7 separate regions of the Homo sapiens genome follow, and all the other regions are linked to region 3. Evidence: chromatin contacts called from ENCODE Hi-C or POLR2A ChIA-PET data. All regions are on one chromosome and are shown on one strand. The core of a region is the stretch at or near the end of the contact, and the rest is flanking DNA. Distances in the headings are between cores, read along the strand shown.

Region 1 (3,337 bases), core at 556-3,055, 1.5 Mb after region 3:
GGAAGTAATAAAAATCCACAATTCACAGATGGGTGTAGTAAACACTGATTATCTATTACTTGACCAGTGGTTGTAGTGTCTAAGTTCTAAAACAGTGCATATTAACTTCTATATGCTTGAAAAATGTGAGCCACACTAGCTAATAAAAGACTTTGAGGCCAGAGGGTAATTACAGGAAGGCTTTTAAGTAGAATAAAAAACAAAACAATTTTTCTAAGTCTTCTTACAATATAAACAAAAACTGTTAGAACCATTTTTTATGGTTGAGAAGAAATAGCAGAAATAAATAGAAAGAAGAAATCTTGCTTCCTCACTCTATAAAGTACAAAAATCCTTATTCACAAGCTTCCATAGCTCTCACGAAGCTGTTTTCTGAGTCTAATGATCATAACGAAAACTTCTTAATTATAGATCAGACTTAGTAAATCACTCCTTATCCCAAGACAACTCAAACTCTATCTTAATAATCAGTTAACCTCAGGACTAAAACTCTTGTCATTAACAACAAAAAAACAACTCAGGTATCTATAAGGCATTATAAAAGAGTTTGAGCTTATTTTGGTGTACAGGGATTTAAGGAAGTGCCTCCTATTAACACTAATGGGAGTTCTGGGTGTAAACCATAAGCACCAAGGAGGAGGATCAACGCCCAGCACTGCATCTGTGAGAACCCTTTCTATTGCACTAACTGTAACTACTGGGAGTTGTTCGCTCAGAAATGGGATAATAGACCCAAATTCCTATGTCTCTAAAGCACAAGATAATTCAAATAAAAGTCACTAAGAAAGGTCAATGCTAGATACCAGATTTTAAAAATAAACAAGAAGAAGTTAAACTAAAAGAACAACACATTAAGAAAATTTTATAAAATAGCATCAACATACACAGAAGAAATTAGTGAATTGCTAGAGAAAAATATCTCACACAAAAATAAATTCAACAAGATTAAAACAACCAAATTTTAAAAAATTAAAGCACAGTAAACCCAACTATAGCCAGAAGCTTATCCAGAGAAACACATGCACACAAAACAAAACTCAACTCCTCCCTGATGGAGCCCTCAGTATACTACAGTCCTTGCTTTAAACACAGAAGAAAACTCCTGCTGCATCGATAGCCAAGAATAATCAGAGTACTTCCAGATAAATGGACAGTGATCACAAGCTGCCGAGGATGAGCAAAACTAACTAAATAAAAATTATAGCACCTTATTGTGTTCCATCCTGCCTCACTTCTCAATATAGCACTGCTGTACTCACTAGGCTGGAAAATGAGCAGGTGCCTTTCAGGCTATAGAAAAATTAGACACACACACACACACACACACACACACACACACACACACCCTAAACACAAACACAAACACAAAGGGAATGATACTCTTTCACTTGAAGGGGCTTAAAAAATGCAAGGCTTTGCTGCAGGCCTAGAAAACTCAGAGTAGGCCTTACCGAAGAAGTGAGAAAAAAGCCAAGCTTTATTCCAAATCCACATTTCAAGCACTAAAAGAATTAACATTTATTTCAGTTAAAAGGTTTTGGCAACAATCCATTTTTTAAAAAGGAAAGAGAAATTAAGATTTTCCCTGTTTCCAGCCTGAAAGAAAATTAGAATCTCTTCTCTCTGACTATACAGGTTTAGCTCCACAACACAAATAAAAAAGAACCCTGACTTTAGGCCTAAAAACTAAAAATGGTTCCATACAATTTACATTTTTTAAAAAATCTTTGTAGTCCAACATATTGATCCTTTCTCACCACTGCTATCCTTAATGAACATTTATCTTTTTATCAGTACTTTGAAATGTCAATGAGAAGTGGAAACAGCTACAATACACTGGGAATTTTAACTTTTGAAACAAAAACCACAAAGAAACAGGAGTCTGAAACATGCCTCAATCACGCTGATAAGTAAGTAGTCCTAAAACTTGAAAGTGAAAGCAATACAGACCTCAAAAAGAAGTTGTTTGCTTGATATTAATGCTAGCCTTTAAGACCAAAAATATGTTATGTTACAGAAGACTGAAATCAGGGCTTCCATTAACCTTGTTTAAAAAAAAAAAAATCCCATGAGCATGGACTTTTTTCCTAAGTCTCTTCATCAGAGCAGCATGGGGTCCCATTAGGCACCCTATTTTACTTCCACCTTATAAATAACGTTAGCTATTTGCTATTTCCATGGAAACCAAGTAGAGAGAAACCCACTTAAATGAATACCGGTTAAAAGAATAAGTTTTATTTTAGAAAGGTTTTGCTGCTATAGGCGAACTCTTCTGGGGAATACCACAAAGTCTTCTTAAGTATAATTTTTAAAATATATATCTTTGGTGTAGAGGGAACTTATTAAAGGTCCTGTTAAGTAAGTATACTCCTTGCACTAAATGATAGATGCCAAATAACATCATAACATTAAAGACACATTTTCAATGCACAGGGGTTTACATGCACAACTTTCACTGACTATGCTTCCCCATGCATTGAGATGGAATAATTACACCTGTGGGTCTAATTTAAACTAATGCAACCAAATAAATTCAGAAATAAGTCTACCATTACCTTGTAGTGACTCCTAATGAACACGCCCCACAACTGCAGACATATGTACAACTTACAGTGCAAAGAAGAGCAAACAAGGGAGCACATAGCAAGTTTCTAACCACTGTTACCACGTCTAAAGATAGCAGGTAGTCAAAAGTCCCTCCTTGACAAACCATTTTATAAGTGAAACAAGCATTCCTTAACCAATACACACATTTGGGTTAAATAGAAATAGAATATGCACAAGAAGGAAGTGCGGAACAAGACTTGTGACCTGCAACTTTAAGCTGACTTATATATTGTCCTGCTTATGCTAAGAAATGGTGGTCCATACAACCATCACAGACAGGAAAGTGTACATAAAATAAAATGCAACTCCTAAGAACACAAGCTCAAAACTAATAATCTCAGAACTTCTAAAAGCAGGAGTAAGAAAAGCTAAAATCTGTCCAGCAGGCATCGTTCTTCACTAAGTTAGTGGTGGCTCAGACATCTTCAGTAAGTTAAAAGACAAATGAAAATATTATCCTAAAAGGGATTACCAGTATTAAACTAACAATGTATGAAAAGAACATTCTCATACACATTTTTCCTTTGAGTATACCAATGTATCTAACTGTAGTGCATGTTTTGAAAACACAAAGTTACTTTCCTGTTATGTTTTACACACTATAAATAAAGATTGGCAAAATGCTGGTAATTGTTAGTTAGGGAATAGGTACGTGGGGTTATATTATTCACTCTATTTTTATAAATGTTTTTAAATTTCCATAAGAAGAAGTTATTTAAAATCCTATAAA
Region 2 (3,024 bases), core at 183-2,682, 1.3 Mb before region 3:
ACCACGCCTGGCTAATTTTTGTATTTTTAGTAGAGACAGGGTTTCACCATGTTGACCAGGCTGATCTTGAACTCCTGACCTCAAGTGATCCACCCAACTCAGCCTTCCAAAGTGCTGAGATTACAGGCGTTAGCCACCGCACACGGCTATATATATATATAATATTATTATATAAATATAATTATCTTAATATATAAATATATATTATTATCTTAATATATATAATATATATTATTATCTTAATATATATAATATATTATTATCTTAATATATATTATTATCTTAATATATAATTATATAATAATATACAATATATAATATATATTATATATATAATTGTATATATAATATAATATATAATATATATTATAATATTAATATCATAATATTATATATGATATATAAATATAATAATATATTAATATATATTAAGATAATAATATTAATATATTAATTATATAATTAATATATTATATATAATATAAGATAATTATAATATATAATTGATAATATTGATATATTAATTAATATTATATCTCAATATATAGATATATTATAATTATATTATATAATTAATGTATTAATTAATATTATTATCTTAATATATATTAATATAATATTATTATATTTATATTATATATTATATATTTATATATTAATATAATATTATTATATTTATATTATATATTATATATTTATATATTAATATATAATGTTATATATTATATAATATATAATATTATATATTAATATATAATATTATATATTATATAATATATAAAATTATTATATATTAATATATAATGTTATATATTATATAATATATAAAATATTATATATTATATCATATTATATATATAATTTCATTTAAACTTGTATCTTAGAAATTCTTATCAGTAAGCGTACGTGATTTCATTTATTTATTATTCTTTTGGATACTGGACATAATCAGGTGGCCCCAATTCTTTACACTGGCAGCAAAGATAAGCAAATTCTTCCAGCAGGCCAAATTTGACCCCGCACTTGATGAGCGTGGTGGACACAGAGGGTTTTTTAATAGCATAGGAATGTTTTTTGCTTCCCACCGGACCCACTAGCCTCTAGTGCCACCGATTAATATTACCTTCCTTGAATCAGGAGGAAACCATTTGTGACTTCTCATATGTAAGATCTTCTAAGGGCAGAAACGCAATTGTCTTTGTATTCACTTCCCCGCCCACCCACACCCCTTCCATGGAGAGCCTGCAGCCAAGCTCAAGCTTTCAAAAAGGCGTGAGCTAATTCAATCATCCTTGCCGCTTTTTTGCTCCTCCAGGCTGTAGAGGGCGACAAAAACCGCGGAGGCGCATTGGGGTGGGGGGTGTCTACTGAAGGCCGCTCCCGACGTGCGCGTCTTTACGTAGACGTCGGGGGCGCAGCCGCGCTGTGCGCGGTGACTGGCGGCTGCACTGGCGGCAGCTGGAGGTGTAATAGTGCGGGTAGTGGGTTTGGAGAAGTTCCGAGGCGGCGGTGGCGCCGGTCAGGACAAGGATAGCGGAACCGGGCCCTGGGCTTGTCGCTCACCATGCCGACAGTAGAGGAGCTTTACCGCAATTATGGCATCCTGGCCGATGCCACGGAGCAAGTGGGCCAGGTGAGTTGAGTCCCCGGGCGGCCTGCAGGGCCTGGCGCTCCGCGGCCTTTCGAAAGCGCTTCCCGCCGCACTCCCCGGGCCGAGCGGGGGCTGCGGCTTCATCCTCCCGGGGCCTCCTAGCCTCCTCAGGCCGTCTCGTCGGGGTGGGCCTCTCTGGGAGTGTAGACTCTGGTTTCACCAGGGAGACCGCGGTCCCCAGGGTTCCAGGCTTCCTTGCCTCCCTTGCCCAGCCTTTTCTCACCGTGGCGTAACCTAACTCAGCCCGTTCAGGCTCACGTTAATTCTTCTCACGGAGCTTTTCTCTACAGGATTCTCTTAAGCCTTTCTCCTTTTCGGTGGAGCTCAGTGCTTCCAAGATTAGATCGGGAGTTTTCTTCATGAGGTCAAGATGTGTTTTTTTTGGGGGGGAGGCAAAATTCTGCTACTAATTGAAGAAGAGTGTTTAGGAGACAGAAGTTTGTGAGAAACAGAAGAGGGACTCTTTGGTCCAGACTTTGATGAGAGCTCACGGTTTCATTTATTCAGTGCATTTTTTTGAGTGCCGAGCGCTGGAGATACAGATGGAAAGGTCCGCGCTCTCCCAGAATGTACAGTTAGGAGGGAGTGTAGTAAGAAAGATAGGCATTGTGAGGCCCGGCTTGGTGGCTCACGCCTGTAATCCGAGCACTTTGGGAGGCCGAGGCGGGCGGATCACGAGGTCAGGAGTTCGAGACCAGCCTGACCCACATGGTGAAACCCTGTCTCTACTAAAAATACAAAAATTAGCCGGGCGTGGTGACACGCGCTTGTAATCCTAGCTACTCAGGAGGCTGAGGTGGGAGGATTGCTTGAACCCGGGAGGCAGAGGTTGCGGTGAGCCGAGATCGCTTCACTGCACTCCAGCCTGGGAGACAAAGCAAGACCCCGTCTCAAAAAAAAAAAAAAAGGTTTTTTTTAAAAATTTATTCTTTTTAATGAAACATGTTTGAAGAAAATAAAACAGGGCTGGGCGAAGGAGAGTGTGAGTGCGCAGCTCTGAATGGAGTTGTCTGGAAGAGCTCTCTTAACGATGCTTGCCCCCGATACACAGTTTCTCAGCAGTGTTGAATTATCCATACAAGTCATTTGTTCCCTGTATGAGTTTTCAAGTACTGGAGTACATTGAACTTGATAAGTGGTTGGGTATGTGTGTTCTTGGGAAAAGAACCAGGCTCTCCTGGAGGTAACCTTGATCATTGTTTTAGAAATCCCACACCATAGCTTTTCAGCGCTTAGAACTTTGTGATTTTTCTGCTTACGCATCCCTTCTTGGAGAAAGTGGAAGATTCTAGTCTATTAACAGTCGTGGGAGTACCTTTCCCGTCCCCTTTTCTTAACATAATTCAAATAGGACTTTTCTGAGCTGAACGAAA
Region 3 (3,162 bases), core at 645-3,144:
TCCACATCATCTAGGAGCTTGTTAGGATCTTAACCACTTGCAGGATAGAGGGTGTCTCTCTGCGGGTATGACACACTGCTGGGTTTAAAGGATTCTCCAGCCTCACTTTTCTGACTTGGTGTGGGAATGCTATGAAGGAGACTTTTTGCTGAAAAGAGAACATTTTCTGAGCATGTACGGCATTCAAGCGGTGGGCCAAATACTTTATGAATGCTGTCACATGTAATCTTCAACAGCTACCATCAAGATCGGTATGATTGTTATGGCTCATTTTATTATTATTCCCTGTTTAAGGGCTCATCCCAGAGGTTAAGTATCTTGCCTTGTCCTGGGTTTAAAACGCAACCAGGAAGCTACCTAGGTCTGTGTGATTCTCAGACCACCCTGACTTCTTTACAGTTTGCTCAACAGTGGTTCATGCTTGAATGTGATTCAGAATCACCTGGAGGCCTTATTAAAACCAATTGTCCCACAGTTTTCCATTCAGTAAGTTGGGATGGGGCTTCAAAATACGCACTCCTAACAAGTTCCCAGATGATGTTGCTCCTGGTTCAAGGACCACGCTGTGAGAACTACAGTGCTGGGCTGGGATCCAGCTCCCGCCCTTACTCCACTCGTACAAAGCGCTCATAATCATACCCTCCCACAACGGTGTGTTGTGAGAGGACATTGTGATAATGGAAGTGAAAGAGCTTTGTCAGCTGCACAGGTGAATGCCCCTGGTCATTAACCAGGTAATCTGCCTGAGGCTAGTCCTCTGGAGCCTGGGAGGGCAGAGGGCTGGGACGCAGGGTGGGCACCGCAGCCACCTAGAGAGCTCTTGCAGCCCACCTCAATTTTGGGCCACTTTTTCTTCAGGGAGAAAGCCAGCTTTGAGGGCTTAGGCCCACAGCCCCTCCTGCCACTATTCTCATCAACCCACACCTCCTCCCTCACCTCAGGCAGCTGCTGGGCACTGCCCCAGCACTGGTTGTTCTGGGCTACTTCCCCAGGGGCCAGTCCAGGCAAGCTGGGGCAGCTCAAGCCTGTGACTCAGGACCTGAGGCTGGATCCCGCTCACGCCCGCCTCCATGAGATTCAGAGCCCTCGACTTCCCTTCTCTGAGCCTTAAACTGCGCATTAGTAAAATAGGCGCAACGAGAGTACCCATGAGTTGTGGGAATTCAAGGGCTAGAACTGTATTCAGCGCTTGGCATAGAGCCTGGCCCCTGGCAAGGATTCAATCAATGGTAGTCAGTATTTTCAAAAAGTTCCTGGGCCCAGGCCGCCTCCTGATAGAGGCCCCGACTTAGGACACAAACCGCTCCCACGCCGTTCCCCGGCGGCACCCGGATACACCCGCCCTGGAATGCCAGCGTGGGGGCCCCAGGGCTACCCGCCCGAGATGAGAGGGGCAGGGCAGGGCAGGATTAGGAAGGCGCTGAGCCCAGGCTGGTGCGGGGAGGGGCGTGGCCTCACCCTACTAGGGCCGGGGGATGGGGTGGGCTCGAAGGAGAAAGTGAAGGAGGCGGGGGCGCTGGGAGGGCCCGGGAGGAGACCGGGAGGACGAGGTAGGCGGGAGCTGGGCGGGACCGTTAGGCAGCGCCGTGAGTGGACAGGGCTGGAGCGGGGCGGGCTTAATCCCCAGTGTAACCTGGGGGCGGGGCTGCCGGGATAGAGGAGAGACTCCGTAGCGGGGCGGGGCCTCAGCTCCAGCTGGGCCCGGGGGCGAGGCTGGTTGGGGTACGGCCATAGTGGGCGGGGCCTGGCCGGCGGGAGCGCACCGCCTTCCCAAAGGGCTCGGGGGCGGGGCCGGCGGAGGGGGCGTGTCTTCTGGGGGCGGGGCCTGCCGAGTCCGCGGCGTTCCCCGGCTGCAGCCGGGAGGGGGCCGAGGAGTGACTGAGCCCCGGGCTGTGCAGTCCGACGCCGACTGAGGCACGAGCGGGTGACGCTGGGCCTGCAGCGCGGAGCAGAAAGCAGAACCCGCAGGTGAGCAAGGGGGCAGCGGGCCGGGGTAGCCTGCCGGACAACCATAGGCAAAGTTAGTTTTAGCCCCCGCTTCTGCGGTCCGGCTCGGACAACTTTCCTCGGAACTAGTGACAGGTCGGGGCAGCTGGTGGGTGAAAAGGAGCTTTAGCCACCAGTCCTGAACCCCCAGTTCTCACACTCGGCCGTGCACAGCTGCGTGATCCTGGGTCCGTCCCTCTACCTGGCTCTGGACCTCCCGGGTTCCAGCAGGAGGAAGTGAACCAGGTGAATTCCACGCTCCCGTTGCCCTTTCTCACTTAAAACGCCGGAAGGTGAGAGCTGGCAGGTGAGAGCAGGCTGCAGGTCGCCACAGGTGTTCCCATCGCGTTGCCCTCTGCAGTTTCTCTCCCTGCAAAATGGGACTGAGAGAAGCGAATTGCTTTAAAGAGTGCACTGTTTCCTCGGTTGGGGCTCGAACCCACCAACCCTGGGGAAGAGGAGGCCAAAGCAGGGAGGTTCCATTTCCCGCCTCACCTGCTTCCCACCAATTCTAACAGTTCAACTGAGCCGGACCCCCTAAGACTTCAAGTTGGAAACTCAGTGGGGCTTTTCCAGGTGAGCTGGCCTGAGCAGGAGGTTGGAAACTGGGGAACAGTTCTTACACTGGTGAGTGGGGAAGAGAAGGGAAAACCCCACCAATCCTTGGGCCCAGGGTCAAGCCCAGGGCCCCAGGGGCCCTTGAAGCATACCCGGGGTTAATTTCTTGGCTGACGGGTTCTGTTCCTGGAGGTGGTGGGTGCTCTGTGCTGGGCCCCAGTAGCGGGGCAGCATAGTTCTGTGGTCAAGGCTTGGGCTTTGGGATCAAACTGATTTGGATTCCATTCCCCCTCCAAACTTCAGTTTCCTCACCTGTAAAATGGGGATAATGACAATATCCAATAGCAGGAGCAAGCACTAAATAGAATAATGTGTATACACTACTTAGCAAGGTGCCAGGAAACCAGTGAGACCTCCCTCTGTGACAGCTGCTTTGATGCGGGTGGGCAGGTGATGGGCTTGCTTCCTATGGGGAATGAGCCTTTTTTTTTTCTTGGAGAGATGGGGTTGGCTACAGCCCCTCCTGACCTTGTGAAAGCCAGAAATTGCCACCTGCCACCAACATCACTCTATTTGAGGGATGAGGACTGTGTCATCTGGAACAAAGAGTGGCTGAGT
Region 4 (3,289 bases), core at 738-3,237, 1.6 Mb after region 3:
ATTTCAACATATGACCGGAATATGATGACACCAGATTCACCAATGAAAACAAAACCTGCCGACCATTAGCAGTCGTACCCTCATCACAACAACTCAACTACTTAGAAATCACTCTCGGCACATCTGCACCCGACAACCGGCCTGTGGCCTTCTCCGGGGGTGCAAGCCACAGACAAAGTTGAAAGAAGGCGTTCTCCTCCGGTGCCCAATCTCGATACCAACCCCTCCCCTACCAGGGCCACCTTGCTGCTACCCACCATCGCGAACGTGGTCAGGGGAAAAAAAAAAAAAAGAAATCCTAACAGCACCGCTCAGCAGAATAAAGAGACCAAAGAGAGGATGACGAGAAGTGTTGGGAACTGCGTGCACGACGGGGCTGGACCAAACGGAAAGAGTCCCACTCCGCGCGCCCCTCCCCCCGGCGGGGGCGCGGGCGGGGGAGGGGCGGCCGCGGCCCCTCTCGGAGCGGCCTGTCCGCCCCGGCCCGCTCGGGGTCCCGGGGGCGCCCCGCGGCCGCCGGCGGCGGGGGCGAATGCGGGAGGGCCGGCCCCGGGGTGAGGGGTGCAGGCAGACTCTCCGGAATAACAAGTTGCAGAAGAAGAAGAATAAGCGGAATTTCCCCAACGCTGCTCCGGCCACCCAAGACAAATGCACCAACACACTCACACTCACACACACACAAACACACACACTGGGGCCCGGCAGCGTCAGCAGCCGCAGCTTTTTTTTTTTTAAACCAGATCCCTCAGTCAACAAACAAGATGGTTTTCCAAAAAAAAATTTTTTTTAATTAAATAAATAATCATAATAAAAACTTCCCCCCGACAGCATCCCGGGGTGGGGTGGGGGGGATGGAGGAGCCCCAGCTACCTCCCCGGCCGAGGGACAGCCGAGGGGGGGCGGGCGAGGCTCCGTGCCCCCCGCCCCCGCCCGCAGCCCCCGGCCGGCCCCCCGCCGGGACAATGTGACGCCCCCTCCCCGCCGCCCCCGGCACGCCGCCTCTGTCACCGGCTCCGGCCCTGCACTCTGCGCCCAGGCTTCCGAGGCTGCTCATAAACTTACTTCCAATTTATCCTGGGGAGGGGTGGAGGGCAGAGGGGAGGGGGGGGAGCCAAGGTTTTCCCATTGTCTTTTTTTTCGGGGGGGAGGTATGGGAAGGGCACGCAGGGGGGCGCCCCGAAGGGGAAGTTATTGCTCAAATCTCAAGTTGACTGAGGGGTCCTGACGAGAACACCCCCCTTTCCCTCCTCCCTCCCACACACCCCTCCCCTCCCCCTACCTCCCCCCACAACAAACTCCAAGCAGGCAGCCCCTGATCCTCCCAGAGACAAACACCAGCGACAAGACAGAGGGAGAGAGGAGAGAGGCAGAGGGGGAAGGGGGAGGGAGGGGAAATAGAGCTACTCCAGAAAAAAAGAGAGAGAGGAGAGTGAGAAGAAGAGAGAATGGAAAAGCTGGGATACTGCACCCTCCTGCTGCTGGCTGGCTGTCCCCCCTGGCAGCTGGAGGCAGGAACTCTGAGCAGGAGAAGCAGGAGGAGGAGGAGGAGGGAACTCTTCTTCATGGGGAGGGAGGGAAGAAGCTGGAGCTGCTGCTGCTGCTTCTGCTGCTGCTCTGGGCCTCTCGCACTTTTTAGATATTAGTGTGTTAAGATGGTAGGTTGTTCCCTTCTCCCTCCTCCTCCTCCTCCTCTCCTCTCCTCTCTCTCTCACTCACTCTCTCTCTCTCTCTCTCTCTGGGCTGTTTCTTTCCTCCTCTTCCCCAGGCAAGGGGGGGTGGGGAGGAGGGGGTTGGGGGGAGGAACTGGATCCTCCTCCTCCTCCAGGAGGGACACACACAGGCCCCGGGCCGGAATCGGGAGGGGGGAATCAGAGCAGCAGGAGAGAAACTGTAGGAGACAAACAAGCCCAACTCTTCATCCTCCTCCTCCTCTCAGCAGCAGCAGCGAGCACCACCAGCCCATTCACCACCCGGCCCCGGGCCGCAGCACCTCCGCCGCCTCAGCCCGGGGATCCCTCCGCCCAGGCCCAGACACACTCGCCCGCGCGGGAGCCCGCCGCGCGGCCCCGCCGGCCCGCCGCCGCCGCCGCCGTGCGCGCCCCCGCCGCTCCCGAGAGCCGGGCGAGAGGGACTGGGGCTGGGAAAGCGGGGACGAGGGCGAGGGGAGAGGAGGCGCCGGGGGAGAGCGGGCCGCGGCGGGGAGGGAGGGGGCCGCCGGGCGGAGTGGTACGGCGGCCGGCCCGGGCCCCCGCGCCTCGGCCCGCGGCTCCCGGGACGCTCGGGTCCCCCCACCGGGGGCGGTGGGGCGTCGGCGGGGGGGGCGACGGGGGCCCGCGGCGGCGCTCGGGCGGGCGGACTACTTGACGTGTCGGTGCGGCGAATTTATTTCACTTTGCCTAAGGAACGGGGTGTGCTGCGGCACCCATTGCCTAGGGAAAAAACCCGGATGTAAAGTGAGTGAAACTAAACTAGAGTGAAGTAGGGCAGCGGCAGCCAAACTCCAGTGCAGCGGCGGCGGCGGCGGCGGTGATGGGGCCGAGCACCGAGCGGCGGCGAAGGCAGCCAAACTCCGGGGCCCGTGCAGCGCCGCAGCTCGGCTCCCGTGCAGCCGCAGCCGAGGCGAGGCCGGAGCCCGCGGCGGCCCCCCCAACTCCGCGGCCCGAGCCCAACTCCCCCCTCCCGCCGGCGGGAGCTGCAAAGGGGCTCCAGAGCGGCCCCAACTCCCTCCAGTGCAACAGCAGTTTGAAGGGGGGGGGGGAAAGCCGTGAGGGGCAGGAGCGAGGAGAAGTGATGGGGAAGCACTGCAATGGGGGAGCGTGGTCCAGGCAACAGGAGAAAGATGCAACCTCAAGTCGAATGCAACATGCAATCCCCGGCCGCCGCTCGCCCGCTCCCTCCCCTCGCCACCCCGCCCCCTTTCCAAATAACTACCCTTGAACCACTTTATTAGCAGTACTTAGTCCAGCACTCGCTCCCGGGAGGGGCGGGGGACGGGGGCCTTCGCTCACCTTTATTTATTGCTGCTTTCTCCCCCCTCTCCATGTTTTTTATTCCTAAGTTCTTTTGTTCTAAGGGGGATGATGGCATTTACTTTTCTGCTTTGTGTAGCAGGGCAATCACTGGGAATCGGCCACGTATAATCCGGCGGTTTGTCATATTTTATTAGTGAAAGTATTTTATGCCTATTCTACCTCCAAGGACTGTAACATGGAGAATTGCAGGGAGGAGAAAAACATCAGAAGAATTCTTGTTTTGAGAGATTTCTTGGCGGGGCGGGGGAGGGCCTTTT
Region 5 (3,394 bases), core at 601-3,100, 1.8 Mb after region 3:
GGCATGGGACCTCTGTCCCTCTATGAGCCTTTTATCTGAGATGGGGGTGACAGAAGTAGGGTCACCCATCTGTCATCCAGCACTCTGCAGAGGCACAGAGTAGGGCAAAGGAGTTATTGGCAGGGTGCAGGGAGCTCTGATGTTTGGACTGTGTGGAGGAACTGAGCTCGAGAGAGGCCAGGAGTTGAGCAAGCTAGCAGTGGGGGGATCTGGGAAGAGGAGCCCCCCCAGGAGTGTGGCACTGGATGCTGGAGATTTCTGACCCAGCTGCAAGGCCTTGTGGAGACTCCGTGGGGTCTTCAGTTGCCTCTGATCTCTTCTCTCAGAGCTTGGAGTAAGAGCCATTGGGAAACTTCCCCAAAAGGACCCATGCACCCCAGAGGCCAGTTGTCAGGCATACTTGGGGATTGATCTGCCCTCCTCCTGGCCACCCTGGCACCAGCTGCTGGCTGGAGGGCTGGAGCCCCACCTCCCTGATCAGACCTTCTCCCAACTTGCAGGAAACTGGGAGAGGGTTCTGGGCCTCGGGGTGCTGGTTCTTCCTCAAAATCACAGGCTTGTCCGCAGGTCACAGCCCTAAGCATTGGCTATTTGCGGCTGACTAAGGCTGGAAAACGGGCTGCCAGAACCCAAGAGGGGAGGATGAAAGCGAAGGTGACACAGGATGTGGCTTGGCAGAGAGGCGTGCACACAGAAGTAGTGGGCAGCTGGTGTGGGCAGCAGGGTGGTAGGGTTTGGGGAGGTGGAAGACCATGCTTCCCAGCTCCTGGCCTCCCTTCGTCAGCCCTGCGGGGGCCATCAGAAACAGCCCCGGTGTGTGTGATGGCTGTGCCCCTACAGGTGACTGCTTGGGTTCCAATTGCTCTCATTTCTGGAGGGGGACGGCCTCGGCTGCATTGTGGGGTGTCTTTGTGTGTGCATGTGAGGTATATTTCTGGATGGGAGTGTGTGCATATGCACACACATACATATGTGTGAGGGATGTGGCAACCGGTAACCATTGTCCTGGGAGTATTTGTATGTAGGAGAAAGGTGTGTGTTCTGTGTGGGCATGTGTGCTTGTGAATGGGAGTGTGGTACCTGTTGTCCTTCTGTGTATTTGTGAGTGTGTAAGGGCTGTGCAGGTGATTCCCGTAGCATATGAGATCTATAGGTTCTGTTGAATACTATGTCAGGAAAATGCGATGTGTTGGGCCTGGGTGAGAAGGTTGGAAACCATTGTGAATAGCTGTGGAAGGATGACTTTGTAGGAGAAACTTGTGAGTTCTTTGTTGGTGTGTGTGCGAGTCATTAAGTGACTTTGGTCACTGAGTGCGAGAGGCTGGGGTGGGAAGTGTTCGTTTAAGTAATGAGTGGGCATAATTGTGTAAGGGATGTGTTTGTTCTGCGTGCATGGGGAGCACTGTGTGACTTTTGTTCCCCTGGGTGCGATTTGGGGGAGCCAAGGAGGTATGGGTGGAGATTGTGAGTGGCTATGAGTAGGGTGTGCGAGAGCGGAGGGGAGGTGGTGACAGCAGCCCTCGCGAGTGTACACTTGTGAGCGTGCAGTTGTTTGGTAGCGGAGGGATCGGGGGAGGAAAGATGCGCGTCTGGATGCGCGCAGTGCGAGTGTGCCAGGCCGGGAGATTCAGTCCCATCCAGGCGGGCCGGGCCGGGCTGGGGGCAGGGCTTTCTGCTGCCCCGCCCATTCGTCGCCCCGCCCCTCGGACCGCCCCAGCGGGCTGCAGCGCAGCGGGCGTCCGGCAGAGGGCGCTGCGGGCCCGGTGCCACCGTGCGGCCGAGGGGGCGTGCTCGGCGGCGGGCAGGCAGCGGCCCGGCCAGCTATGCGGGGTCCTGCGGCCGCGGCTGGCGGCACTTCCTGGAGCGGCGGCGGCAGCGGCTTCCCGGGCACCTGGGCGTGGGGAGCGGGGGCGCGCGGCGCGGGGCGGGCGGAGCGAGCGCGCGCCATGGAGGTGGCGGGCGGCGCGGAGCGGGCGTGCTGAGCCCCGGCCGCCGGCCCGGCATGGGCGTCTCCCGCGGGCCCTCCGCCGGCCGGGGCTAGGGCCGGATGGAGCCGCGGGACGGTAGCCCCGAGGCCCGGAGCAGCGACTCCGAGTCGGCTTCCGCCTCGTCCAGCGGCTCCGAGCGCGACGCCGGTCCCGAGCCGGACAAGGCGCCGCGGCGACTCAACAAGCGGCGCTTCCCGGGGCTGCGGCTCTTCGGGCACAGGTGAGCGGGGCGGCGGCGGGGCAGGCACCGAGGCACCGGCAGGTTACCGCTCCCTCACCGGGGGACATTCCTCGGCCACTGGGGGTCCGGGCCACTTCGGTACTGACACTGAGTCGGGGAGAGGCTGGCACCGGCGGCACGAGCCGTCTTGGCGTGGGCACCCACTGGGAGTCATCCCCCAGGGCCGGGACACGGGCGGGATCGGTCGGCTTGGCACTGTCACCGGGTGGGGGTCATTCCCTGGCACCGGCAGTCTAGTGCGCCTCATGTGTAGTACCGTGGGAGGATCGGCTCCCAACCCTCCAGCAGGAAGATGGAATCACCCCAGCCCCCGGCACAAGCAGGTTGGGCCCCCAGGACTGGTCACCCACGCCTTCTTGGCACTGATAGAACAGGGCCTCTCTGAGCCTCCTGGCACCACTGAGGTGGGGATCACACCGCCCTTTGGACTTTCGTGGGACCAGGTTGCCTACCATCACTGCGTGGCATCTGCAGAACGTAGCCCCGTTGATACCGTCACCACACATGGCTTGTCCCCAAGCTCTGGTCACTGGTTTAATTGTTTAACATGTTAAGCTTCTCCTTGGGGTTGGGGGTGCCTGATCATCTGCCCTACCTTGCTCTTAATTAGCAGAGAGACCCCAGCCCATCCCTCTGCTAGGCAGGCAGCATGTCTCCCTCTACCCTCTTCCAGCCCATGCTGGGAAAGGGATGGGGTGGGCTGGAGTCTGGAATCTGCTGGCTGTTCAAGCTTCATCTTGCCCCCTCCCCCAGCACTCCAAATGTCACCATCTTGTGCCTGTGACAGAGCTTTGACCAGGACTCTAGCGGGGAACCGGGGGGAGAGTGTGGAAAGACTGAGTGCAGGCAGTTCATGGCAAGTGTGCTGCTCTTGGTCGTGAGCCGCTGCCTGCCCTGGTAGCCGTGGTGTAAGGTAAGGGACGTGAGGCCCCAGGAGTACCTGACCTGGCTCCCTGCGCTTCTTCCTGACCGAGCCTTGCCCTTCCCTGGTGGCCAAGGAGCTTGTAGCCAATCAGCCAAGGACCCCAGAGCCACCTCAGACTGAACTCTGACCACTTGGAGTCTGCCCAAGGCCTCCCTCTCACTTTTCTGCAGCTGCCTAGACTTGGTGGCATTCACCCCCACCCCGCCCCTTAGCTTTGCTCTGCCCCTTCCCTGGGTAGAC
Region 6 (3,042 bases), core at 250-2,749, 1.4 Mb after region 3:
TTTTTTGTGTTCCTGGTTTGGGGGAGCAAGGGCACTCTGGGGCTAGGGCGTCAGTGCACAAGGGAGGTGCTACATCCAGCTGGGGTCACAGGAGGGCCTGGGCCCTTAAGGGCAAGCACCCCCCCGCCCCCCACCCCCAGACAGCCAGTCAGGGAGGGCAGAGGCTGGGACTGGAATGTGTCCTGCCCACCCTCCCCTGCCCCAAACCCAACACCATGAGGCTGAGAGGCTTTATTTGGCTTTATTTAGTAAAATGTTAAAATAAATAAATACAAATTGATCAGCTGCTCTGTATCCCCCCCCACCCCCTCAAAACAAAAACCAAACAAACAAAAACAAAAACTTTGAAGCACAAAACTCCAAATACAAGTCTACCAAGACTGAAATCACAAAGGGCATGGACAAGAGACAGGGTTGGGGTCTGGCTGGCTCTTCTCTGCTAGGAGCTGGCTGACCTCTGGCCTGCCCGTCCCATCCCGCCTGACTGCAGCTCACCCTGGGCTGAGGACCCACGGACACCGGAGAGAGGTGAGGGTCCAAAGGCTGCTGGGGAAGGGGTAGGGGGGTGGGGTCCTCAGGGAGGAAGGGCCTTGTGGGAGGGGGCGCCAAGTGGAACTGGAGAGCCCTGCTTCCGTTTAGAGGAGGTATTTTTCAGAGTTCCTACCCCGGCTTTCTGGAGGGCAGCCCCAGCTTCCTGCCCCTCACTTTAGCAAGGGGCCAGAAGACTGCCCAGGGCTGCCCACTCCTGTCTTGGAGAGGAGCTGACTCAGAGGACAGTCTAAGTCAGGGTGAGGATGGGAGTCCTGCTTCCTGCCAGGGGTGCCCGGCAGAGGGACAGGGGCGAGGTTCACACAGAGCAAAGTTGCCTCCACTCAACAGAAGCCACGGGATCTGGAGAACCCAGGCCCTGGAAAATGCACCTGGGCCACCATCCATCTCATTACCCTAAGAGCCTTTTGCCCCTGGGTAAAAAGTCTCCTAAATTCAGCCCTTTAGATAAATAAGAAGGACCACGCCCTATAAGAGAATGAAGAGAGGAAACCACTGAAGAGTGTGTGTGAGCTGGGAGGTGACAGCCCAAGGGAGGCTCTGATGGCCCCAAGAGAGAAGTATCAGAGGTGGCTGGAGAGGCAGCCGTGCATGCGGAGACGGAAGCGTGCTGCAGACACGGTCACCCTCACGGAAACAGCTGTGTGTAACCACCTCCATGCACGCTGCCTGTTGGGCCTGAGCCAAGCAGCAGCAGGGACAGAGAGGCAGGTGTTGCAGGGAAACCAGGCACACGATGGTGCCAGCTGGAGGCTGCCAGGGCGGCCCCACCAGGGACTGCCCCTAACTGCCTCCCTATGTCAGGTACAACCAGCAGGCTTACCCCAAAGGGCCTGATAAGGAAGGAAGAAATCAAAACCCCAGAGGAGCTCAGCACAGGTGAGACAAGACCCAGCAGGCTCCATGAAAGAAAAAGGACCCACAGGCAGCAAGAATGCAGAGGTGGAGATGACAGCAACATGGCCTCACTGTTACCAGGATGCAGCGCCTGGACAGGAGCTGGCAGGGGACTCCCAGTCATCACTGCCACCAGGGCGCAGCGCCTGATCAGGAGCTGGCAGGGGACTCCCAGTCAGGGCCCAGTGGGCAGCCGCTCCAGCTCTCTGAAGTGACTACAAAGCCAGCTGGTCTCAAAAGTGGCTGTCAGAGCAGCTAAATTCTGGGCCGTGGGGAAAGAGCAGCGGAGGGAAGGAGGAGGAAGCAAGTGGAGGTGGCTGGGGTGGGGCAGTGTCACGAGCGTATGTCTCAGGTGGTCACAGGCCCCCCCCCCTCCCCGCCCAGGTCTGAGGGGACAGTGAAGGACAGGGAGATTGGGTGCCAGGGGCCTCTTCTTTACAGTAAAGCAGTGTTTTGGAATTTGAGTGCAGAATGTAGGTTTGGGGGCTGGGTTGCATCTCGTACTCCATACTAGCTGACTCCCAAAACAGCTCACATCTGAATGTCAGGAAGAATCCACAGCCCAGCTGCAGGCGAGGTCAGAATGTACCCGACACTGCTGAGGGCGGCAGGCAAAGCCCTGGTCAATTCCTAGCCCCGTCCTCCGACCCAAGACTCCTAAGGCAGCTCCTCTCTGAGCAAAGGCCTCTAGTGATGATGGTTTCCCAACTTCTTTCAGGAAAAGGTAAGTTAGGTGTTGTGTGGCAACCCCCAGATGGGCCCAGACAAGTTGAGGGGAAGAGCTCTAGACAGGGCAGACAGCCTGCTGCTGGTCTCTGATCCTCTGCCAACGATTCCTCCAACTAGTCCAGGCATCTCCAAGGCTCCCTGACTAGACACAGCACCTTGGTTTCTGAATGAGAAAAGGGAACTCTTTCCCCCTCAGCCAATCAAGCAGCCAGGGCCTAACTCTGAGGCCTGTTCAGCCTAACTTAATTCCTTCTTCTGAGGCCCCTGGGAAGATGAAAGGCGATGGCTGATAGAGATGAGACACATTTTACTCTAAGAAGTGTCTCTTCTCTGTTGCATTTGCTTTCAGATCTGTCTTTGTCTCTCTGGGCCTAATTGGGTGGGAGAGAAGCTGATAGGATCGTTTCTACCTCTCCTAGACTCTGGCCATTCCCAGGGCCTGGAGTGGGCTTGGGGGAGATGCTCCAGCAGGGCCAGGGTACAGAGCCTCCACCGCCCTCCCATCGGCCAGGGGCACGCAAGGGGCAAAGGTCTCCAGCGAGAGCACAAATCTGACACAATTTACTTCTGACAAGGCAAGATGAGAGAATGGTCTGAGTCTTTCACAACCCTGGTTTTCTCAAGGAGAGGCCACAACCGGCCAAGCCGAGGCAAGCGCAGCAATTCTAGCCCAGGGTCACCCAGGAGGCTTGTGGGTGGGTGGAGTGGAGTAAATTTCTGGTGCCTGGAGCCAACAGGCAGAGAAAGGAGTGGGAGCTTCAGACCTCTCCCCAAAGGCAAGACAGAGCGAAGGCCACGCTGGGGCTCTGTCTCAGAGACGTACCCTCAAAACATGTCACTCCTCCTCTGTTCTAAGCACCAAGGGCT
Region 7 (3,093 bases), core at 594-3,093, 1.2 Mb after region 3:
TCTACGCCTAGCTACAACTATCAATGGCTTATCTTATTTAATCTATCAACCTTTTAAAAAAAATCTTTTTGAGGTCAGGCACGGTGGCTCACGCTTGTAATCCCAGCACTTTGGGAGGCCGAGGCCGGCGGATCACCTGAGGTCAGGAGTTAGAGAACAGCCTGGCCAACACGGCGAAACCCGGTCTCTACTAAAAATACAAAAAATAACCGGGCGTGGTGGTGGACGCCTGTAATTCCAGCTATTCGGGAGGCTGAGGCAGGAGAATCGCTTGAACCCGGGAGACGGAGGTTGCAGTGAGCTGAAATAGCACCACTGCACTCCAGCCTGGGCGACGGAGCGAGACTCCGTCCCAAAAAGAATAAATAAATAAAAATAAAAAATATTTTTGGTAAGTATTCTTAGTATTTTAAAACAAATCCCAGCCATGACATCATCTTACCCGTTAATTAAATGGCACTAATTAAATGGTGCTTGAAATATTACAAACATCTATGTTCGACCATACCACCTAGAGTTCTGGGCAAGAAGGTTGGGACCCACAGGTCAAGCCTAGCCCCTTAGTTTTACCATGAAGATAACTCAGGCCGTCGGAGAAAGTGGCCTGCCCAACGCAGGTGCTAGAGCGCGAACCAAGAGAAGTCGATCCTCCTGGTCTCCCCGGCTGCCTGGTGAGTGGCAGACCACAGGCTAGACTTCCCAGGCCCCGGCCCTGGAAGGGGCGGGGAACCCTCCCCCTCACTGCCAGCTGGAAGAATCCGAGCGGTCCCCGCACGCACTTCTGGAAGTGCAAGCCGGTAGCGCGGCGGGCCAGGGATACAGCCAAGTCCCGGGACGTGCCAGCTGCGGTAACTGAAGCCGGGTCCCGGGCGGGCGGGGGTACCAGGGACAGGAGTAGCCTTGGAAAGAGGAGAGGGCCTCCTCCCACGACCGTCCGGATCACCGCCTCTCCGCCGGCACCCCCGGGGCCCATGCCGCGAACAGGCCGGCGAGGCTGGCAAGGTGCCCGGGCCCGGGGCGGAAAGCAGGAAGTCGATCCCGCGGGCGCGGCCCAGGGTGCGGCGCTGCAGATGCAGCACGGGGTCGCGGGGCGGGCGCCCAGTGCACCGGAGGAGGTGAGCGCCAGGTCGCCTTCGCGGCCCGGGGACACAGGCAGGGACGCGGGAGCTGATGCGGCTGGACCGGCCGGGGAAACAGTATTTTCTGGAAGGGGTAAGAGATGCTGTCTTGAGCCTTTGGAATCTCGGATCCGGGCCGCCCAGAGGACCTCGACAGGAGCACAGGGAGGACAAACTGAAGTCCGAGAGAGGCGGCGTGGCCTCCGGCCTCGGGGAGCGCTGCCGGGGGTCTCGGGCTTGGGAGAGGGCCTGGGGGCGGTGAAAATGGGGGGAAAGGAGGGGACCACAACATTGTTATGGAAGAGTGAGCTCGGATTGGCAGAGGGACGCGGGGCTGCAACGCGAGTCTCCGGAGGTGGAGGGGTCCAGGCTGATGTAGCGCCGCCCGGGTCCTGGGTCGGGGTTCCGGGAAGTGGACCTGCGAGCCAAGCCTAGCCAAGTCGGGGGACGGAGGCTCCGGGGCGGACGGAGCTGAGGGTGGGCAGGCGAGGTTGATGGAGCCCTTCCAGGAAGCAGGGCGAGGCTCAAGCACCCAGAAAAACCTGTGGCTGCCGAGGTCCCCCGCCAGCAGCGGGCAGCGGAGCGCAGGGGCGGGGCTGGGGACTGGCGAACTCCGCCTCTCTGGGGCTGTCGCTTTAAGGGCAAGGCGGGGCGTGCGGGCCCTTTAAGGCCACGTGGGGGCGTGTCAGGAAGTGAGTCCAGGGCCCGCCTCCCGGGGAGTCGGCCTCGGATGTCCGGAGGCTCCTGGGCTGAGCCGGCGACAGAGCCCGGGAAGGCAGCGAGACGTGGGCGCCGGCCCAGCCCCCTCCCGCGTCCTTCAGCCCCAAGCCCCGAGCCCCTCTGACCCTTCCGCAGCCCTCCCTCCAGCCGCGCCCGGCCTCCGGCAGCTCCCTGTACGCCTCCCTCCCCCTGCCCGCCCCTCCCTCCCACAGCCGCCCATGACGCCCTCTCGGCACCTCTTCCCACTCTGCCACGCGTCCTTTTCCTGCACCTTCGCCCCGCGTACCTACTCCTGCCCCGCCCTGCCATTCCTCTCCCCTCCCTTCTCTCTGCGACCCCTCCCTGTTAGGCCCCAGCCTCTTCTCCCCTCACAGGTCTTCTCTGTCCTGGCCTCACCGCCTTATCCTATTCCTCTCCCTTGCCCTGTGTCTTGTCTCAGAGCCCCCTCGGGGTGGGAGTAGGTTGTGGAGCAGCACAACTGGGCTCACCCCAAAGCAGAACTTCTCAATCCATGAGGACAATGGGGAGGCCTTTAGGCCAGCCCACATGTGACAATGGAGGGCTGCGGCTTCCTTGCGGAGAGCACAAGTGAGCTCACTGCCCTGGACTCCAGGGAATCAGAGTTCTGGCCGCGGGGTGACCCAGCTCCTCTGCTACCATGAATAGGGCCCCTCTGAAGCGGTCCAGGATCCTGCACATGGCGCTGACCGGGGCCTCAGACCCCTCTGCAGAGGCAGAGGCCAACGGGGAGAAGCCCTTTCTGCTGCGGGCATTGCAGATCGCGCTGGTGGTCTCCCTCTACTGGGTCACCTCCATCTCCATGGTGTTCCTTAATAAGTACCTGCTGGACAGCCCCTCCCTGCGGCTGGACACCCCCATCTTCGTCACCTTCTACCAGTGCCTGGTGACCACGCTGCTGTGCAAAGGCCTCAGCGCTCTGGCCGCCTGCTGCCCTGGTGCCGTGGACTTCCCCAGCTTGCGCCTGGACCTCAGGGTGGCCCGCAGCGTCCTGCCCCTGTCGGTGGTCTTCATCGGCATGATCACCTTCAATAACCTCTGCCTCAAGTACGTCGGTGTGGCCTTCTACAATGTGGGCCGCTCACTCACCACCGTCTTCAACGTGCTGCTCTCCTACCTGCTGCTCAAGCAGACCACCTCCTTCTATGCCCTGCTCACCTGCGGTATCATCATCGGTGAGTGGCAGCTGGGGCCACGGGGGATAGAGTGGTCATGGGGACTGAAGCAGTGAAGAACA

The links. Hi-C counts contacts between places; a loop is a spot of excess contacts on that map. ChIA-PET counts read pairs that join two places held with the same protein, here RNA polymerase II (POLR2A). Pooled maps may share reads with other maps.
Region 1: a loop to region 3 is called in a pooled map, with 5 times the contacts of the local background. The contact joins the enhancer-like site here to the promoter of CD82 in region 3. A Hi-C loop is called at or near these places in 7 of 37 single-sample maps with no recorded cell type and 4 of 50 pooled maps.
Region 2: a map of endothelial cell of umbilical vein shows a loop between it and region 3 (16-fold over the local background). The contact joins the promoter of API5 here to the promoter of CD82 in region 3. A Hi-C loop is called at or near these places in 2 of 168 maps with a recorded cell type or tissue (endothelial cell of umbilical vein and naive thymus-derived CD4-positive, alpha-beta T cell), 1 of 37 single-sample maps with no recorded cell type and 8 of 50 pooled maps. POLR2A ChIA-PET finds 5 or more read pairs at or near these places in 2 of 52 experiments (T-cell and activated T-cell).
Region 4: a map of ascending aorta shows a loop between it and region 3 (9-fold over the local background). The contact joins the promoter of PHF21A here to the promoter of CD82 in region 3. A Hi-C loop is called at or near these places in 1 of 168 maps with a recorded cell type or tissue (ascending aorta), 7 of 37 single-sample maps with no recorded cell type and 13 of 50 pooled maps. POLR2A ChIA-PET finds 5 or more read pairs at or near these places in 1 of 52 experiments (GM10248).
Region 5: a pooled map shows a loop between it and region 3 (6-fold over the local background). The contact joins the promoter of DGKZ here to the promoter of CD82 in region 3. A Hi-C loop is called at or near these places in 1 of 37 single-sample maps with no recorded cell type and 11 of 50 pooled maps. POLR2A ChIA-PET finds 5 or more read pairs at or near these places in 1 of 52 experiments (activated T-cell).
Region 6: a loop to region 3 is called in a map with no recorded cell type, with 8 times the contacts of the local background. The contact joins the enhancer-like site here to the promoter of CD82 in region 3. A Hi-C loop is called at or near these places in 4 of 37 single-sample maps with no recorded cell type and 4 of 50 pooled maps.
Region 7: a loop to region 3 is called in a map of CD8-positive, alpha-beta T cell, with 8 times the contacts of the local background. The contact joins the promoter of SLC35C1 here to the promoter of CD82 in region 3. A Hi-C loop is called at or near these places in 3 of 168 maps with a recorded cell type or tissue (CD8-positive, alpha-beta T cell, HL-60/S4 and naive thymus-derived CD4-positive, alpha-beta T cell), 4 of 37 single-sample maps with no recorded cell type and 16 of 50 pooled maps.

Annotation. Positions count from the first base shown.
Region 1 is chr11:46,098,219-46,101,555 of GRCh38, forward strand. All of the region lies in intron 1 of PHF21A (PHD finger protein 21A), which reads right to left. Among named protein-coding and RNA genes, the nearest start is that of PHF21A, 22 kb to the right of the region's middle. Within about 2 kb of position 1,806, at least 5 of the 41 ENCODE cell types and tissues checked have a DNase peak (open chromatin) inside an H3K27ac peak, as active enhancers do.
Region 2 is chr11:43,310,564-43,313,587 of GRCh38, forward strand. API5 (apoptosis inhibitor 5) reads left to right here and starts at 1,433. Exons shown (of 14, transcript NM_001142930.2): 1 at 1,433-1,633. The coding sequence starts at 1,565. RefSeq lists an enhancer at 1,186-1,961.
Region 3 is chr11:44,563,769-44,566,930 of GRCh38, forward strand. It overlaps CD82 (CD82 molecule), which reads left to right and starts at 1,895. Exons shown (of 10, transcript NM_002231.4): 1 at 1,895-1,968. RefSeq lists a silencer at 1,394-1,993 and enhancers at 1,908-2,408, 2,914-2,983.
Region 4 is chr11:46,119,467-46,122,755 of GRCh38, forward strand. PHF21A (PHD finger protein 21A) reads right to left here and starts at 1,988. Exons shown (of 19, transcript NM_001352027.3): 1 at 1,469-1,988. It overlaps LOC105376661 (a long non-coding RNA gene), which reads left to right and starts at 2,679. Exons shown (of 3, transcript XR_931252.4): 1 at 2,679-3,289. RefSeq lists silencers at 47-204, 388-447, 518-597, 2,011-2,070, 2,511-2,820.
Region 5 is chr11:46,345,613-46,349,006 of GRCh38, forward strand. It overlaps DGKZ (diacylglycerol kinase zeta), which reads left to right and starts at 1,851. Exons shown (of 31, transcript NM_001199267.2): 1 at 1,851-2,208. The coding sequence starts at 2,048. RefSeq lists enhancers at 584-653, 724-773, 2,677-3,394 and silencers at 1,558-2,037, 2,138-2,187, 2,150-2,363, 3,000-3,159.
Region 6 is chr11:45,929,097-45,932,138 of GRCh38, forward strand. PHF21A (PHD finger protein 21A) reads right to left here. Exons shown (of 19, transcript NM_001352027.3): 19 at 223-3,042. Among named protein-coding and RNA genes, the nearest start is that of LARGE2, 8.0 kb to the left of the region's middle. RefSeq lists enhancers at 862-1,051, 1,402-1,491. Within about 2 kb of position 1,500, at least 18 of the 41 ENCODE cell types and tissues checked have a DNase peak (open chromatin) inside an H3K27ac peak, as active enhancers do.
Region 7 is chr11:45,803,306-45,806,398 of GRCh38, forward strand. SLC35C1 (solute carrier family 35 member C1) reads left to right here and starts at 1,844. Exons shown (of 2, transcript NM_018389.5): 1 at 1,844-3,031. The coding sequence starts at 2,497. RefSeq lists an enhancer at 639-798 and silencers at 969-1,138, 1,869-2,098.